Regions from separate parts of the Homo sapiens genome. Here region 2 is linked to region 1. A link is an interaction called in ENCODE POLR2A ChIA-PET data of the cell type or tissue named here. Cell type or tissue: PC-9. All regions are shown on one strand.

Region 1 (5,000 bases):
GGTCATTCATTCATTCCTTCAGGTGACTACATTCATTTATTCACTAGTGGTGACCTCCACAGGGAAGGGATGGAAACAAGAAGGAAAAGGAACCAAGGCCTAGAAGCATTGACTTTTATGTCTGGTTCTTTGTAAGCTTTTCAACACTTACTTCCAAAAATCCAGGGAACTCCTTTTCCATGAGTACTCTCAGGTCCTCCTTTGTTAAGTAGCCTTTATCCCCAGCGAATTTGTGAAATGTAAACATCATGGTTTCCATGGCGTGTTCCATTTGAGATGGCATTTTGGTGTGGTCCGTTGAAGCCTATTAAAGGATGTAAAGTAACAGGGTCTACATTAACTTTTTTTGGCAGACTTTATGCATGAATTTATTTTTTTTAAATTGAAAGATAAAATTGTATGTATTTAATGTGTACAACATGATGTTTTCAGGTATATATACATTGTGGGATGACTGAATCTAGCTAATTAACATATGCATTACCTCCCATAGTTAGCACTTCTGTGGTGAGAACACTTAGCCACTCTTAACTATTTGTCAAGAATACAATACATTGTAATTAACTATAGTCACGTTGTTGTACAGTAGATCTCTTAAACTTATTCCTCCTAACTGAAATTTTCAATCTTTTGACCAATAGCTCCTCAACATCACTCAAATGCAATCACCCCAGCCCATTCTATTCTTTAGTTCTATGAAATTCAGTGTTTAAGATTCCACATGAGTGAGATCATCTGGTAATTGTCTTTCTGTGCTTGGCTTATTTCACTAAGCGTAACGTCCTCCAGGTTCATCTTTGTAGATTTACATTAACTTTTAAGCCATATGTATTGCCAGCCTTTTTAGGATAATTGGAAAGATGGAGATTAGATCATCCATCTGATCTTCTCCAGCTTTAAAATTCAGTGAATGAATCTAAGAACCAGTCCACCCCAGTTTGGGTCCCTTGTTGGTAGAAATAGACACCTCAGATACTGGTGCTGTAAATAAAGGGGTTTAGCTAACTCCAGCTAATTTGCATGAATAATCTAATGAAGAATAGAAACTAATAATTTAGAAAAGCAACATCAGTGTTCCTCTTTTTTTTTTTTTTTTTTTTTTTTTTGAGACGGAGCTTTGCTCTTGTTGCCCAGGCTGGAGTGCAGTGTTGTGATCTTGGCTCACTGCAACCTCCGCCTCCCAGGTAGCTGGGATTACAGGCGTCCGCCACCATGTCCGGCTAATTTTTTGTATTTTTAGTAGAGGCGGAGTTTTGCCATGTTGAGCAGGCTGGTCTCAAACTCCTGACTTCAGGTGATCCGCCCACCTCGGCCTCCCAAAGTGCTGGGATTACAGGCCACTGCGCCCGGCCCAGTGTTCCTCTTTTTAACTGACAAAGCACCTACTGAAAGAACAGATAGTTCATAATTTCTCTTGGCACTAGTAAATGGGATTCTTAGATATGGCTGATACTAACAATCCACACAGTCAAGTCTGGTAAATACGAAAACTTCACCCTTCTAAGCTTAAAGTGGTAACTTGGTTCAGTGTGATTCTAGGGTTTAGAAATCTGCTTACAAATGAATTTATCTGCTGGGTATATATGTATTCTTTTTTTTTTTTTTTTTTTGAGACGGAGTCTTGCTCTGTTGCCCAGGCTGGAGTGCAGTGGCGCCATCTCGGCTCGCTGCAAGCTCCGCTTCCTGGATTCACGGCATTCTCCTGCCTCAGCCTCCCGAGTAGCTGGGACTACAGGTGCCCGCCACCGCGCCCGACTAATTTTTTTGTATTTTTAGTAGAGATGGGGTTTCACCGTGGTCTCGATCTCCTGACCTCGTGATCCGCCCACCTCGGCCTCCCAAAGTGCTGGGATTACAGGCGTGAGCCACTATGCCCGGCCTATATGTATTCTTTACTAAAGCTCTGAACTTGTTATTTACTGCAATAAAGACAGTTGCATCTCTGGCAGTAAAATACAGTTGCTCTACCCAAACAGAAAACTACTCAAAGTCCATTGTCTAGTTCACTTGAGAAGCAACAAGTAATACTATAACCTAACTCATTTGAGGGCCTCCTATGTTTTTAGTGACATTAGACAGATGAGCTGCTCTCACAGTCTGGGGTACAGTGGGAAAGCAAGAGCTTTCATCATGAAGCGTTTATAAGAAAGGAAAGGAAACATGTCAGATCATTACATTTGGGTATAATGAACTAGGGGTATATGTCTCACAAGACCCAGTACGTGGTACTTAATAGAACCTCAGTGAATTTTGGCTTAATTGGAAGGAATCATTTGGCGAGAACAGATAAGCTTTGGCTAATATCACCTAAAATCACTACTGGATAGGAAACAGGTGAACGTGAATGGAGACTGTAATATAGCACTAAAAAATAAAAATAAATAATCACAAGAATAGGCTTTGAGCTTAGATTGAAGGGCTGGCAAATTCCTCTGCTGAAGAGCTCTAATGGGAACCTGAGACATGCTTTGGTCTGGTTCCTATCTCTGAGAGATGCCTGTTCAACACTGATTCTCAAATGCTATCTTTTACAGAGGAGAAGGTGGAGTGGGTAAACATGAGGATTGAGCAATTAACACTTAAGAATTGTAAATTCTACCCCTTAATCTCCAGAAAAGTATGGGAACCAGCAGGCCAAAGAATGCTATAAATCAGAATCTGGCATGAGTCATCTGAAAGGCAGTTAGTTATCTTGGAGAGAGCTGCAAATTAATGCTTCAAGGTCTGCTGTGAGATGAATTCCAGGGGAACCACACCCTTTTCCTTCTCTTCTGACACAGCTCAGATCTGGCTCATCCCCCATCCCTCATATGGGTTTCAGATGGCAGTGGGCTTACAGAGAGTCTGCCTTGCCTGGACTGGTACTCCAAGTCCAGCAATTTAAGAGAACTGAACTGGGCGAGTCACCTCTGGGAGAAGGACGTGGGATCCCACCCCAGTTCTTAAATAACTCAGGAAAGGAGTCAGACACCACAGAGGTTTAAAAATACCTGTGCTCAAGTTCAGAGCAGCAGAGCACTTCAGGATCAATTCCCAAAGATCCCAGAAATTGGAACTGGGTGGGGTACCTAGTTTACTTTTTTCAGATGACAGGACAGAAGGAAAGTGCAGAATTAAGAAAGGGAATGCAGCAGGGTAAGGACCTCTAAATTTTAAAAAGGCTAATTTTAGGAGGTTCTAAGAAATACAAGTTGTCAGCTGAGGAAATCCTGGCCACCCTTGAGTATCTTCTTCAGGAGAGCAAGGTGAGTCTACCTCACACTGTGTGAGTGCTTAGGTCTGAAGTCACTCAGTCGCATGCCTCTCTTGCCCACAGCCATTACGAAGTGACGGAGCTTCCTTCTCTGAAGTTACATCCTTCTCCCACTTGGTCTTCCCCTCCCCTCCTCCCCCAGCGGTTTTATTCAGTGGATGGATTGTGAATATTGCAGCCAGCTGACTCCCTGTGTGTCCAGTAGGCCTTCTGCAATAAGGATGCAGAGGAGGGAGTAGCCAGGAGGTGAAAATAGCATTGAAAATCAGTGGAGAAGCCCTTGTCTCCTCAGCAACCAGTACCCCAAAGGGCACTGACCAGGGCCACAGCAAGGAACTCTGTTTTGGGGAAGGAGTTGCACACTGGCTTTAAAATAAGACAAAGGAAAGGGGGAAATGTTGTGATTAAAACTCTGTTCTCTTGGCTAGAGGATGAATCATGTAACTCTTGTCTGAGTGCAGCCAATGGTTGCCCAACTGAGTCAGCCCTGCCTGGCCCTCCGTTCTTGGGTGGGGCTTGCCTGGGCAGGGCTGTCTGCAGCACTGCTAGCTGCCAAAACTGAAGTTCTTCAGGGACTTCAATCTGGCATTTCCACCCTCACGTAGCCACTCTGCAAGCTCTATTCCTGGACAGATGTGGGCTTCCTGCATCCTGGTTAGACACATTTTGACAGGAGGGCCTTGGGGCTGGGGCTGAGGGGCTGCAGTGTCCTCTCTATCCCCAATAACGTACTCTTGCACCTGAAACATTCAATTTCATTTAATTGTTTACTTGTCTGCCTGAGATTTAAGCTTCTCTTGATTAAGAACTACAAATTATTCTGCTTTTATTCATGGAGCACTATATAACTGTTATGTGCATAAATGAACCACACAATCCCTTGGGCAGTAGCTGAGGTGCAGGTGTGATTACCCAGGACTAGGCTGAAAGCCTTGTAGCTCAGAGCTCAGGAGGACGATGTGAGAGCTGGGAAGGGCCAGGAAAGGGGCCCCAAAAGTGTTCAACTATGAACGGAACAGTAGATAGAGTACACAGGAGTGCACATTCCATACGCAAAAGGAAAAATATGTGTCCTGCTAAACAGGTCTAGTCAGAATGACATGACTGTGCTCCTTCTCTTCTAACACTTGCTATTTTCTCGTGTTTCATTCATCCCATCTTCTACTTTTTGCTTTTCTAGTGCTGCTATCTCACTGCTGAGCTCCACAGGATAATAACAGCCTTGCTGTCCACTCACCTTTTATTGAAGTATTCTAATCTGATGCCTATACATGCCCTCTACATGTTTGTCTGAGCAACAGGTCTTAAGAAGGGAGGCGGAGACATCTTTCTCTGCATAGTTTTCTCTATGGAAAACAATTCTGGACTCCACAAATTTAGTTACCTTAGGAGGAATTCAATTTTCCATTTTTGGTTCTCCCTCCCTGAGCACCTACTTTGAATGTCCCAGACATGGTGTTAGGCATGAGGGTGTTCACACACACATACACACATGCACACACACACAAAGCTCTCCATGGTGCTTGCCTTTGAGGAGTTCACCAGCTAATGGAATACTATTAAAGCATTTGGCCTGAATTCTAGTTATTTGTGTTTCTGTTTCTTTCCTCACTAGGTTGCAGGTTTTTTGAGCAGGGTCCCAATAGCCAGTGCCCCAGCCCTCATAGAGCCTGCTCGATGAATTGTTAAGAAATTGATAATGATGTATTTTGGTTGTCCTGCGAGTAGCAGACAAGCAGGAGTCCTC
Region 2 (5,000 bases), 680 kb before region 1:
GCTGTGAGTTTGGCTCCTTGTGCTGGGCAATTCAGTCATCCTCAGAAAGAGCAAAGTTGGTCTTGGAATTAAGGTGCAGGTGGGGAAAAAGAGGGACTCAGCTAGACACGAAGAAAGGCTCTCTTCCCAGTCTAAGCCCTTCTACCGTAAGGGGCATTTTATCAAGACAGCCACCCAACTCCCCATCCCATCTCCCCTCCTTTGTAGAAACAGCATTTGACTCACCAAGCCTTTCTCTCCCTTTCCGTGTGTCTTGCTTAGTTTCTGGATTGAGAGAATTTCTATCCTTGCTCCCTCGAACTCTAAAAGAGCTTCTTTTGAAAACTGGGGAGTATCAGGCCTACCTCTACATGTGCAACAGTGCCAGGATTCAAAGGAAAAGCTCATTCCAGCCTCTGCCTCTTGGGAGATGGTTCAGAGTGCCACATAGGGACTGAAAGAGGGTGTCTGAATCCTTCAGGAATGCTTTAAGTGACATTGTTGAAAAGAGATAAAGAAAAGGAAAACAATGGAATTGGGTTTCTAAGGTCCCTGGAAATATCCTGGGGGTCTAATAGAGAAAGAAAATAAGAGGAAATTTGAAGACTCACTTCTTCCTTCATCTGAATCCACTCAGATGGCAACTGATCTCTGTCCCAAGGACCCTCTACCCCACCCAATTCATAATCATCTCAGATTAGAAAAGGCAGAATTCCTTCCCATTCTCAAATCAGCATTTGGGTTAGGGGCCCCTAAGTTACGTGAGCATGTTAGAAATGTGACCCCAGGCCTCAAGAGAGAGGCTCTGCCACATGAGAGGAGATAGGAATCATGACTGAAAGGGGATTAGCACAGAACAGAGAAAACTGATTTGATAGACAAATCAAATAGAAAATATAAAAAAAATCAGCCAAACTCCCAGAGGTCCTGCATTTCCTCTCACGTCTTTGCCCAGCAACAAGGTCCAAGACCCTGTGGGACCAAAGGGTCAGGGGTTAGTCCAGAGGGAACAAGAAAGGAGAGGGGATTAAGGAACATCCTGGGCAGTGAGCTGGGAAAAGGGAAGAACTCAGACCTGGAAAAAATGTGGTTGAAGTTAAAAAAGAAAACCAGTTGTGGAGAGGCAAAACTTTCCTTCAGGCCAAGTCCTATTTGTTTTTGGAGTCAGCTCACCAGCACAGGGCCTAGCATTTAGAAGATTATGAATAAATATTTGATAATCTGACGGCAGAAGCCATGGGGAAAGGGTTCTGGGTGGGAGAAACAGGATCCTGGGGGTTTCTGCCAGGCAGTTTTTGGCTCTAATCCAGGAGTGAATTCTACCTCTCTCCCAGCTGTTTGCTCCAGACACTCAGGAGCTGGGGGCTGAGCAGCACTGTACTCCAGCTGTCTCTGAGAGAAGGATCAGCTGAGCTCATCTCAGCCTGGGCTCAGGATTTCCACCGCAAAGGTCAGGGGAACTCCAGCAGATCTGGGAGGTCTGGGAGGGAGGAGCTGATCTCCCAGTAAGAAAAGGGGCATTTTAACTCCAGCCTTGGCCTGGGGGCTCAGAAGACCTGGGGACGGAGAGGAAATGCGGCCACTGGGGGAGCCTGCCACCCCGTCCCAGCCTGGCCCCACTTACGGAACTGAATGAATTATCAATACTCTCGGTGCTGGAGGAGAGCTCCTGGGAAAGGGCCAGAGGGCAAAGGGAGAAGGAGGGGGTGGGAAGGGAGGGGAGAGAGACAAAGGTAAAGAATTTAGCTCCAACTTGGATCGTAACTGCTTCTCTAGTGAAGTTCTACCTTTCTGCTTTAATAAAAGAAAGTCAACTCAGAAATGCTACTTGCCCAGATGCTTGACCACTTGTAGGAGATGCTGGAAGGGCAGCTCAGACTTTAAGGTCAGAAGGACTGAAGAGACAAAGCAGCCTCTGCTTTTCACTTTATTCACTTCTATTCTCAACTGAATGGATCTTCCTTCTAGGCCAAAGCTCTAAAGCTGGGTCCCTAGGGCAGTAACTGCACTGCCAAGCTTCCCTGCTCTTTTTTTTTACCCACTCACATGCTCTCAACCAAATCCTTCTCCATGGGGACCACCACAGGACTGAACTTAATAAGCTGCATGGCTCCCATACTGGAAACCCCATGTTCCTCCAGCTTTTTGGAAACCTCAGGGAGGAAGAAAAGCTAAACTTTCAGTGGCAGGTATACCTCTTCTCTAATTAGCCTCATTATCACCCTGGGAAGCTGAATCCCAACCTTGAACCTCTGTGACAAAGAGCATCCTAGACCAATAAGCCCAAAATCTCTGGGCTGGATGCTGATGGGAGTGAAGGATAAATCAATCTCCTATCTACCAAACCTCCTTAGGCTTCCTATCAGGCTATCCACATGACAATCAATATACTACAATTTTTGATATAAGTTGGGGAGTTAGCTATATCCATCTAGAAAGCTGACTAGCTGGATAGCAGCTGTCCTAGTCCCAGCCCAGAGGATTTATCTAAACATCACCCCATTGCTGTGTCATATGTGTCCGTGTGCAAAAACAGGGGAAAGAGATGGTGTCAAACTCTCACTCAGCAGCTCTGAGGCAACACTCATGCACAGGGCTCATCCTGGGTTCTGTCCAACATGGTCTACCAGGGCAGGGAACAGAGCAGCACGTGTGCACAAATCTAGGTTGTGGGGGACGTTGAGGTCGGGGTGGGGGAGGTTAGACTTAAAAGACAAAGTCCTAAGAGCTCCCAGGGCAGGAGGGCAGTGGTGAGTTTCTACTCTGAAATCTGCTGAGTAGATTCAAGCATCCACTTGAACTCAATTCCATGGTTTCAGTTCTATTCTAGCTGGAGGTCCTATAGTCAGGTCCTTCCTTGAAGAATCTGGGGACTGGAGCACTTTGAGGGAGAAGCCACATTTGGAAACATGCCCCTAAGGCAACAACTCTTCCATTTTGGGTAGAAGGTGGTGGGAGAATTAAGGCAGTGAGGATGTCAGAGTCTATTATGAATTAGTGGTTCTATTTCTACCTATGAGCTGGTTGGAGAAGGAACAGCAGGCAAGATATTGGCTCCCTGAGCAACGCTCCAGCTGATTCTGTCACAGACAGGTCCTGTCTGACTCATTGACAGCCCTGGGGGAAGGGAGGTATATCATGACCTGCTCCTCTCCTACTCCCTGGGCTTGAGTCACTCACACTGAGTCAGCTCCGGGGAGTAAAGATGAAGCAAGAAGCTGACATCACACCATATCAAGCTAGAAGGCCTACTGGGGCTTCCAGTGTGACATGCGGCAGATTTCTCTGTACAAAGGTTGCAGTCCTGAAAAGACAAAGCTAATCTACTAACAGTGTCATCATATCGGGGAGGGTGTGATACCTAAATCACTCTCTCCTTTTAGCTCCCCCATTCTATACCAAAATATTTGCCATTTGGTTACAAATGGGAGGACAAACTGCCTGGGCAGAGTTCCCCGACTAGGCTGATAAAATGGCTTTGAAGCGGCAGGCTTTGAGGAGCAGTGGTGGAAAATGTGAAAAATCAGCACAAAGCCTTCTGACTGTGGGAGAGAGTGTAAAGGATTCCTCATAGTAAGAAAGAGAACACTGTGAGAGCTGAGCAGAGAACAACTCTGCAGGGAGACCATGGGCAGGAAGAGAACTGTACATGCTGCCCCTGAGCCTCTTCTTTGAGGCCCGACCTCATCCTTGGGAGCCCCTCTACTGGTGGTAGGAGCATAGTATTAAACTCAGAACCTAAAAGAAAAGCAAGAGACTGGGAGCAGAGTGTTAGGGTCTACCTAGAGATTCTCCTAGAGTATCTCTGCTTAGGTCTTAGATAATTATGTGCCTCATTTTAGTAAGCTGTATACTTCCTGCTTATGGCAGAAAACAACTTTTTCAAGAGAGTCACAAACTAAACAGTTCCATAGATACTGGGGTTTTCATTATTACTTCACATGTTCCTAGAGGGAAGGATAACATTTTATCCCCCGTCCTCCACAGCACAGCTCACGGCTTTGGACATTGTACAAAGTCAATAACTACATGTTGAGTGAATGAATGTTACATGAAAGGGAAGAAGGATGAGTAAAAGGAAAACCAATTCCTTTGGTATTTAGGGGACAAAAGCCTTGACAGACGCATCCTCAAAATGCCAAAGGGGCTGGGTCTAGTCACTCATGCCTGTAATCCCAGTGACTTGGGAGGCTGAGGCGAGAGGATGACTTGAAGCCAGGAGTTTGAGACTAGCTTGGGCAATAGAGCACGACCTCATCTTTACAAAAAAATTTTTTAAAAATTAGCCAGGTGTGGTGGTACATAGCTGTAGCCCCAGGTACTTGGGAGGCTAAGATGGGAGGATTGCTTGAGCCCAGGAGTTAAAGGCTACAGTGAGCTATGACTGTGCCACTGCACGCCAGCCTGGGCAACAGAGCAAGACCCTGTTGCAAGAAAAAGGGCGGACGGACAGACAGACGGGTGGGCGGAAGGAAGGAAGGAAGGAAGGAAGGAAGGACGGATGGAAGGAAAAGGGCTGGGAGAGACCCCTGTGCTGACGACTCTAATGCTTAGAAACCTAGTGATATTCATGTTTCTGTCTCTTTCTTGCTCTCCCATTTTCTGTGGAGCCATAATGAATTCAGGTATTTCATTCTGTCAGTATCAGATAACGCAGGAGTGCCTGGGAACATAGTATCTCCTTCCTCTCCTGGATCTAGTGACCCAAGATAAGGAGTCAGGTTGGAAGAACGGCAGCTACAGAACCCACCCTAAATGATGTAAGTATTCACCTAATACCTGCCTCTCAGTGCCATCCATAATCTTATCCTGGAGTGGGAGTTAGATGTAAGGAAAGAGGGACCAAGGATCAGCAGAGTAAGAAAAGCCCTGAGGCCTCAGCTTTTCTGGTCCTAAGATGAGCACTACAAAATGGATAAAGAGAAAAGCCAAGCCTGACAAGAGGCACCAAGGAATTCACTTCCAGCTGCTCACCCTCTGCTACAGGTTTGACTCCAAGATGAGACAGCTATCCAACCCTT

The links. ChIA-PET counts read pairs that join two places held together with the same protein. Peaks named below come from ENCODE experiments on the same cell type or tissue, not always from the same donor. Only the 100,000 strongest peaks of a DNase experiment are listed, where the experiment ranks them.
Region 2: POLR2A ChIA-PET joins it to region 1 with 6 read pairs; 3 of 35 experiments call an interaction of 5 or more read pairs at or near these places.

Annotation. Positions count from the first base shown.
Region 1 is chr1:151,985,948-151,990,947 of GRCh38, forward strand. It overlaps S100A10 (S100 calcium binding protein A10), which reads right to left. Exons shown (of 3, transcript NM_002966.3): 2 at 152-304. The coding sequence starts at 283. Among named protein-coding and RNA genes, the nearest start is that of S100A10, 5.4 kb to the right of the region's middle. In PC-9, a CTCF peak has its summit at 4,372; DNase peaks (open chromatin) are centred at 2,684, 3,364, 3,754 and 4,324; H3K4me3 peaks cover 2,958 bases; H3K27ac peaks cover 5,000 bases.
Region 2 is chr1:151,308,608-151,313,607 of GRCh38, forward strand. PI4KB (phosphatidylinositol 4-kinase beta) reads right to left here. Exons shown (of 12, transcript NM_001369623.2): 3 at 1,604-1,648. Among named protein-coding and RNA genes, the nearest start is that of PI4KB, 16 kb to the right of the region's middle. RefSeq lists an enhancer at 2,946-3,240. In PC-9, no CTCF peak of the experiment used is centred here; a DNase peak (open chromatin) is centred at 3,094; H3K27ac peaks cover 1,279 bases.